Linked DNA regions of Homo sapiens: region 1 is linked to region 2. A link is an interaction called in ENCODE POLR2A ChIA-PET data of the cell type or tissue named here. Cell type or tissue: MCF 10A. All regions are shown on one strand. Links, peaks and the distances in the headings refer to the core of each region. The heading gives the core; the rest is flanking DNA. Region 1 overlaps ZYG11B (zyg-11 family member B, cell cycle regulator). Region 2 overlaps ZYG11B (zyg-11 family member B, cell cycle regulator).

The links. Peaks named below come from ENCODE experiments on the same cell type or tissue, not always from the same donor. Only the 100,000 strongest peaks of a DNase experiment are listed, where the experiment ranks them.
Region 1: POLR2A ChIA-PET joins it to region 2 with 5 read pairs; 4 of 35 experiments call an interaction of 5 or more read pairs at or near these places.

Annotation. Positions count from the first base shown.
Region 1 is chr1:52,811,906-52,816,301 of GRCh38, forward strand. It overlaps ZYG11B (zyg-11 family member B, cell cycle regulator), which reads left to right. Exons shown (of 14, transcript NM_024646.3): 11 at 1,631-1,828; 12 at 1,955-2,007. Among named protein-coding and RNA genes, the nearest start is that of ZYG11A, 29 kb to the right of the region's middle. RefSeq lists an enhancer at 2,632-2,926. In MCF 10A, for the core only: no CTCF peak of the experiment used is centred there; a DNase peak (open chromatin) is centred at 2,776.
Region 2 is chr1:52,756,961-52,761,356 of GRCh38, forward strand. All of the region lies in intron 2 of ZYG11B (zyg-11 family member B, cell cycle regulator), which reads left to right. Among named protein-coding and RNA genes, the nearest start is that of ZYG11B, 33 kb to the left of the region's middle. In MCF 10A, for the core only: no CTCF peak of the experiment used is centred there; no DNase peak of the experiment used is centred there.

The DNA.
Region 1 (4,396 bases), core at 300-4,299, 55 kb after region 2:
CTGTAGCCCCAGGTACCCGGGAGGCTGAGGCGGGAGAATGGTGTGAACCTGGGAGGCGGAGCTTGCAGTGAGCTGAGATCGCGCCACTGCACTCCAGCCTGGGCGAGAGCGAGACTCCATCTAAAAAAAAAAAAATTTACATTTAGGTCTTTCTTATGTCTTCATTTTCTCCCTTCATGTTTATGTCTGAATTATATTTATAATATTTATAATAGCTGCTTTAAGTCCTTGTCTGCTAATTCTATTATCTCTGTTATTTTTTAGTCCATTTCTTTGGATTGATTTTTCTCCTGGTTATGAATCATATTTTTCTGCCCCTTTGTATGCCTGGTAATTTTTTTATTGGATGCCGGTCCTTGTGAAATGTAACTTGGTGATTGCTAGGTTTTATTATTTTTCTCTAAAGAGTCTTATACTTTGTTCTTGCATGCAGTTACTTGCAGATCAAGTTGCTCTTCTTGAAGCTTGTTTATGTGTTATTTTATTTTATTTTATTTTTATTATTATTTCTTTGTGAGACGGAGTCTCGCTCTGTTGCCCAGGCTGGAGTGCAGTGATACGATTTCCACTCACTGCAGCCTCCACCTCCCAGGTTCAAGCAATTCTCCTGCCTCAGCCTCCCGAGTAGCTGGGATTACAGGCACATGACACCACGCCCAGCTAATTTTTCTATTTTTTTAGTAGAGATGGGGTTTCTCCATGTTGGCCAGGCTGGTCTCGAACTCCTGACCTCAGGTGATCTGCCTGCCTCAGCCTCCCAAAGTGATGGGATTACAGGCATGAACCACCATGCTTGGCTGTTTTGGGTTTGTTTGTTTGTTTGTTTGTTTGTTTGTTTTGAGATGGCATCTCACTCTGTCTCCCAGGCTGGAGTGCAGTGGTGGGATCTCAGCTCACTGTAACCTCTGCCTCCCGGGTTTAGGTGACTCTCGTGCCTCAGCCTCCCAAGTAGCTGAGATTACAGGCATGCACCACCACACCTGGCTAATTTTTGTGTATTTAGTAGAGACGGGCTTTCTCCATGTTGGCCAGGCTTGTCTTAAACTCCCAACCTCTCAGGTATGAGCCACCACACCCAGCCCTATTTATTTGTTTTGTTAGAGTGGCGTCTTATCAGACTTTACCCTACGGTTCATATATAATTTAGCCCTACTACTATCAAATACTTTGCTTATTATAAGGTCTCTTGAGTCTGGCTAGTGGAAATGTGAACTACTCCTATCCCTGTGTGACTTTAGGATTTATTCATATACTACTTTCTGGTAGTTCTTTCCCTAGCCTCCTGGAGTTTCACCCTTGTCATTACTGAGCCAGAGATTTGGGGTACAGGTCATGTGTGCTCTGTCTCTGAGTGTGGAGCTTTGTCCTTTCCAGCACTCTGTTCTACAGAGTTTTGCTGCTTGACCACCCTAAACTATGATCTCTGTTTCAACAAAACTGCTACTTTGTCTTTGGCTTACTCTTACCTTCATTGCAGTCTGTAAACTGCCCTCATTTGAATACTTTCTCTCAGGGAAATACTTTTCTTTCACCTTCCTGAATTGCCTGTTATCCAGGGCCTAAAAACAGTTATCTTAACCATTTACTATACATATTACATTAATTTTTATATTTTCTTTTTTTTTTCCAGAACAATATAGCTGAAGTACAAGAATTACATTCTGAATTAATGTGGAAAGATTTTATAGACCACATCAGTAGTCTCCTACACAGTGTGGAAGTGGAAGTCAGTTACTTTGCAGCTGGAATTATTGCCCATTTAATATCCAGAGGTGAACAAGCTTGGACATTGAGTCGTAGCCAGAGGAATTCTCTGCTGGATGATTTGGTAGGGTCATTCCATACCAACAAAAGACATTCATAGTGGTTAAACTATCAAAGCCTCATAATGTAGTAAATAATGCAGTGCTAAATAAATATTGTAATCCTTTCTTGTGTGTCTTTTGTCTTCCAGCATTCAGCTATTTTGAAATGGCCAACTCCAGAGTGTGAGATGGTAGCATACAGGTAATTAGTATCATAATTAACAGTAAACCAGCAACCTAGTCTAGAGATCATTCCTAAGAGTCATTCCTACTAGATGCATAATTTTTCCCTCAGGCACCTCAATATTGGTTATTTATTTATTTATTTTGAGACAGAGTTTCACTCCGTCGCCATGGCTGGAGTGCAGTGCATGATCTTGGCTCACTGCAACCTCCACCTCCCAGGTTGAAGCAATTCCCCTGCCTCAGCCTCCCGAGTAGCTGGGATTATAGGCGCCCACGACCACGCCCCGCTAATTTTTGTATTTTTAGTAGAGACGAGGTTTCACCATGTTGGCCAGGCTGGTCTTGAACTCCTGACCTCAGGTGATCTGCCTGCCTGGGCCCCCCTAAGTGCTGGGATTACAGGCGTGAGCCACCACACCCAGCCAAAAGTATTGGCTTTAAAAGAAGCAAAGTATTTTGACTTTTTTCTACCACCTATCACTCTTCATGTTTCCTTCATTTCACATTTGTTGAAGACAAGTGCTAGGAATTTGTTCTATGCTCTTGAAATACAAAAATGAACAAAGACATGGTGTCTGCACACAAGAATTTTATATCCTTGTGAGGGAGAGTGAATGTGGATCAGATAAAATACCGTTATGCCAAATGTCCATAGAATGTTATGAAATTAAAGGTGAAGCCCAGTGGGGTAGCACATACCTGTAGTCCTGGGAGGATCACTTGAGCCCAGGAGTTTGAGGCTGCAGTGAGTTATGATTGCATCACTGCATTCCAGCCTGAGTGACAGAGCAAGACTCCAAATGTAAATACACACACACACACACACACACACACACCTTTCAGAGGAAGTGAGTTGTGACCTGAGTGTTGAAAGATAAGGAGAGGCAGGAGATTTTTAGGAAGAAAAAGCATCGTATTAATGTAGGAAGGTCTAAAATAAAATGACACATTGAAGGAATTAGAAGTAGCACCAGATTTGGGCCAGGCATTGTGGCTCATGCCTATAATCCCAGCACTTTGGGAGGCTGAGGTGGGTGGATCACTTCAATCCAGGAGTTCGAGACCAGCTTGGCCAACATGTTGAAACCCCTGTCTCTACTGAAAGAACAAAGTTAGTGGGGCATGGTGGTGCACACCTGTAATTCCAGCTACTTGGGAGGCTGAGGCATGAGAATCGCTTGAACTTGGGAGGTGGAGGTTGCAGTGAGCTGAGATGGCGCCACTGCACTGCAGCCTGGGTGACAGAATGAGACTCTCAAAAAAGGAATAACACTAGATTTGGTTGGGGAAACAGTTTGTAATAATTTATTAAAGGGCATACTGGGCCTGGCATGGTGGCTCACACCTATAATCCCAACACTTTGAGAGACTGAGGTGGTAGTATCACTTGAGTTCAGGAGTTGCAGACTAGCCTAGGCATCATAGTGAGACCTCATCTCTACTAAAAAATAAAAAAACCTGGGCATGATGGCATACACCTGTAGTCCCACCACTTCGGAAGGCCAAGGCAGGTAGATCACTTGAGCTCAGCCTGAGCAACATAGTGAGACCCCGTCTCTACAAAAAATAAAAAATTAGCCAGTTGTGGTGGCACATCCCTGTAGTCCAAGCTGCTTGGGAGGCTAAGGTGGGAGAATCGCTTGAGCCTGGAAGGTTGAGGCTGCAATGAGTTGAGATCGCCTTACTGCACTCCAGCCTGAGCAACAGAGTGAGACCCTGTCTCAAATAAATAAATAAATGTAAAAATAAATAAATAGGCCGGGCATGGTGGCTCATGCCTGTAATCCCAGCACTTTGGGAGGCCGAGGCGGGCAGATCACGAGGTCAGGAGATCGAGACTATCCTGGCTAACGTGGTGAAACCCCGTCTCTACTAAAAATACAAAAAAATTAGCCGGGCGTGGTGGCAGGCGCCTGTAGTCCCAGCTACTTGGGAGGCTGAGGCAGGAGAATGCCGTGAACCCAGGAGGCGGAGGTTGCAGTGAGCTGAGATCGCGCCACTGCACTCCAGCCTGGGCGACAGAGCGAGACTCCGTATCAAAATAAATAAATAAATAAATAACAAAAATTAAGAAGTGCATACTGGATGCCTAACTCTGTTTGTAATTAGATAACTTGATAATTAAATTACTAATTACCTGAAGTATTTAATTTTTATTCAACTTATTTTTTTTGTTTGGTTCATAAATGCTGATGTTGCCAACATTTTTTTTATTTCTCCAACTTATGTTCCACCTATTTTTATTCAGACCAGTAGAAAATAGAAGGGATAATTATACATCTTTTTCATAGTGTTCTACTAGTTAGTTATCACCTAATTTCTCTATTTCTTAGTTTCCAAACCAAGATCTACTTATCTTCAAATGTGTATCTTTAAGACTAAAAAGTGCTTTTGGAAAAATTTTT
Region 2 (4,396 bases), core at 111-4,110:
GCTTGTGCCACCACATCTGGCTAATTTCAACATTTTTCATTTCTAATGGGGCAAACGTTTTTTGACTTTGAGAAGTCTTTTTTTTTTTTTAAATTTTTTAAGAAACAGGGCCTTGTTCTGTTGCCCAGGCTGGAGTACAGTAGCACAAAACTCCTGGGCTCATGTGATCCTCCTGGTTCAGCTTCCTGAGTAGCTGGGACTATAGCTTGGCTAATTTTTTTATTTTTATTTTTGTAGAGATAAGGTCTCACTCTGTTGCCAAGGCTGGCCTCAAACTCCTTTCCTCAAGCAATCTTCCAACCTTGGCCTCCCAAAGCACTGGGATCATAGGCATGAGCCACCATGCCCAGGTGAGAAGTCATTCTTATGTCAGAAATAACTCCTATAACTTGTATCCATTTGGAGGTTTGCCAGTATAAAATACCTTACATCGGGCCGGGCGTGGTGGCTCATGCCTGTAATCCCAGCACTTTGGGAGGCCGAGGCAGGTGAATCACCTGAGGTCAGGAGTTCGAGACCAGCCTGGCCAAGATGGCGAAACCCCATCTTTACTAAAATACAAAAATTAGCTGAGTGTGGCAATACGTGCCTATAATCTCAGCTACTCGGGAGGGTGAGACAGGAGAATCGCTTGAACCCAGGAGACAGAGGTTGCAGTGAGCCGAGGTTGTACCACTGCACTCCAGCCTGGGCGACAGAGCAAGACTCTGTCTCAAAACAAACAAACTAACAATAACAAAAAGCCTTATGTCTTCATTTGACAGTAGGAGGATTATTACTGTTATGGAAAAACTAATTTCTGATTTTGACCTTTGAGATGGGAAATCACAGCCAATTTAGTACTTTGGTTTTCAAAAACCAGTGCTGAAAATCAACTGGGAAGCTCTTATCTGTGTAGTTTTGCTTATGTATGGAGTATTTTTGTTACTTCAAGTTTTAATTTGAAAGAGATATATCTTGGCCGGGCGCAGTGGCTCACACCTGTAATCCTAGCACTTTGGGAGGTCAAGGTGGGCGGATCACGAGGTCAGGAGTTCGAGACCAGCCTGACCCACGTGGTGAAACCCCGTCTTTACTAAAAATACAAAAATTAGCCGGGCGTGGTGGCGCACACCTGTAGTCCCAGCTGCTCAGAGGGTGAGGCAGGAGAATCGCTTGAATCCAGGAGGCGGAGGTTGCAGTGAGTCGAGATTGTGCCACTGCACACCTGGCTGGGCGACAGAGCAAGACTCTGTCTCAAAAAAAAAAAAAAAAAAAAGATACACCTTTATATCTTTACAGTTGATAAACTCATAAGTATGGAATATGATTTGTCCACAGCTATAGAATAGAATGTAAATTTGCCAATAATAATAGCTGTCATTTATTGAATGCCTATGTGCCAGGGATTTTACATGTATTTTCGTGGAATTTTCGCAAAAACTCTATAAGGTAGCTCTATTATCATTCCCGTTAACATATAGATAAACTGAGGTTCAGAGAAGTAACGTCCTGAGGGTCATACTGCAAGTAAATAGTGGAGTCCTAATTCATGTGCAAGTCTGTCCAATTTTAAATATATGCTCGTTCCACTGTGCCACACAGCCTTCCTACACCTATATTAAAGGTATCCCTGCTCCTGGATGCCACATACTGGTTTATACTTTTGCTGTGGCTTTATATATATAAAACTATTAAGTATAAGTGCCAATAATGTGTTCCAAGAAAGAGTAGGATGAAATGAGGCTGTAACTGAGGCATTTTGGAATAATTTAGGAAAGAAGAAGACCTCTACATTGCTTGTTTTTCACAAAGTTTCTCATGCCAGCAGTCTCTTTGAATTTTTCCAACCTGTCATAGGAACTAGGGTAAATTTCTGTATTATATATGTTAAAGTTAAAAGTCCCTTACACAGCTGCACAACGATTTAAGAGATTATGCCAGTGCTAGCATTTCTTTCTAATCCCAATTTAATGATTATGCTCAGTATATTATTATTATTATTATTTTGAGATGGAGTCTTGCTGTGTTGCCCAGGCTGCAGTGCAGTGGTGCAATCTCAGCTCACTGCAGCCTCCACCTCCTGGGTTCAAGTGATTCTCCTGCCTCAGCCTCCTGAGTAGCTGGGACTACAGGTGCCCACCAACACGCCCAGCTAATTTTTGTATTTTTAGTAGAGACGGGGTTTCACCATGTTGGCCAGGTTGATCTTGAACTCCTGACCTCAAGTGATCCACCTGCCTCGGCCTCCCAAAGTGCTGGGATTACAGGCATGAGCCACTGCACCCAGCCAGTGCTCAGTATATTAGATTAAAAAAAGAAAACTCATCTTGTAAATCAAAAGAACAAATGCTAAGGCCTTAACTTTGCCAGATTGGGTTATCCTTTGGAAATGTAACTACTGCTAGCTAATAGTAGTAGTTAACATTTATTAAATGCTTATTATTATGTCAGGCACTATAGCGAATGCTTTATATGGATAAGATAATAGGAGTGGGTTTTAAGCAAGTCTAACTAAATATTTGTCCTCAGAGTAATGTCTTTGAGAAGCTACATGCTTGAAATGTATTTTCTACCTCTTCTTTTCAGACTGCCTTCAGATGAGGAAACTGAGGGTCAGAAAAATAACTTGTTGTCCCTAATTGTGTTACCCTAGTGTGATTACCTGTCTTCTTCATCAAGAAGGGTTCTGAATTATTTAATCTCTTTATACAAATCATTTCCATCTTTAAACAGTCAAGATTTGATACTACTGAGAATATGCAAAGAAACATGTTGCCAGTTCTTGTCTCAATTTGTAAAAGTTGCTTTATACATTTTTCTTCGTGTTTGAAAATATTCATACTGGGAAAAAAGTTATTCAGTTGATACTTTTATTTTTTATTTATTGCTGTTACTATTTTTTCCTTGAGACAGAGTCTTGCACTGTCACCCAGGCTGGAGTGCAGTGGCGCGATCTCGGCTCACTACAACCTCTGCTTCCCAGGTTTAAGCAATTCTTGTGCCTCAGCCTCCGGAGTAGCTGGGGTTACAGGCATGTGCCACCACACTTGGATAATTTTTGTATTTTTTTTAGTACAGATGGGATTTCACTATGTTGGCCAGGCTGGTCCTAAACTCCTGACCTCAAGTGATCTACCGCCTAGGCCTTCGAAAGTGCTGGGATTACAGGCGTGAGCCAGTGCTCCCGCCTTGTGAATACTTTTAAAATTGGTAATATCAGCCAAGGGCAGTGATTCACGCCTGTAATCCAAGTACTTTGGGAGGCCAAGGCAGGCGATCCGCCTGAGGTCAGGAGTTTGAGATCAGCCTGGCCAACATGGCAAAACCCTGTCTTTACTAAAAGTAACAAAAATTAGCCCGGCGTGGTGGCGGGCGCCTGTAATCCCAGCTACTGAGGAGGCTGAGGCAGAGAGAATTGCTTGAACACGGAGGTGGAGGTTGCAGTGAGCCAAGATTGCACCATTGTACTCCAGCCTGGGCGACAAGAATGAGACTCTTAACGACAACAACAACAACAACAACAAAAACAAAAAACTGGTAATATCATACTGTTTCTAATAGCATATTGATTTTAGAAAATGTTTAACATATACATTTAAAATTTTTTTACTTATTTACTCAATTCAAAGGATCAATGATATTGGTAGCAGTCTTTTTTGTGTGTTAAAAAATTTTCTTTTTCTTCTTTTATTTTTTGTAGAGACAGGGTCTTGCCATGTTCCCCAGGCTGGTCTCGAACTCCTGGCCTCAAGTTAGCCTCCTGCCTCAGGCTTCCAAAGTATTGAGATTACAGGCATGAGCCAACATGCCTGGCCTACTTTTTTTTTTTTTTTTTTTTGAGATGGAATCTCACTCTGTCGCTCAGGCTGGAGTGCAGTGGTGCAGTCTCAGCTCACTGCAGTCTCTGCCTCCTGGGTTCATTTGATCCTCCTGGCTTAGCCTCCCAAGTAGCTGGGACTACAGGTGCCTGACACTATGCACAGCTAATTTTTGTATTTTTAGTAGAGACAGGGTTTCACCATGTTGGCCAGGCTGGTCTCGAACTCCTGACATCAAATGATGCACCTGCCTTGGTCTCCCAAAGTGCTGGGATTACAGGTGTGAACCACTGTGCCTGGTGCTGGCGTATTTTTAAATTGACATATAATAATTGTACATATCTATGGGGTATGTCATGATGCTTCAGTACATATACTGTATAGTGATAAGATTGGAGTAATTAGCATATTCATCATCTCAAATATTTGTTTTGGAAATATTCACTATCATCCTTGTAGCTATTTGAAACTATGAATTATTGTTAACTGTAGTCATCATACAGTGTGTAGGACACTAGAACTGACTCCTCCTGTCTAGCTTAATTACGTATCCTTTAATCAATCTCTGCCTATCCTCCTCTTCTCTCTACAAGTCT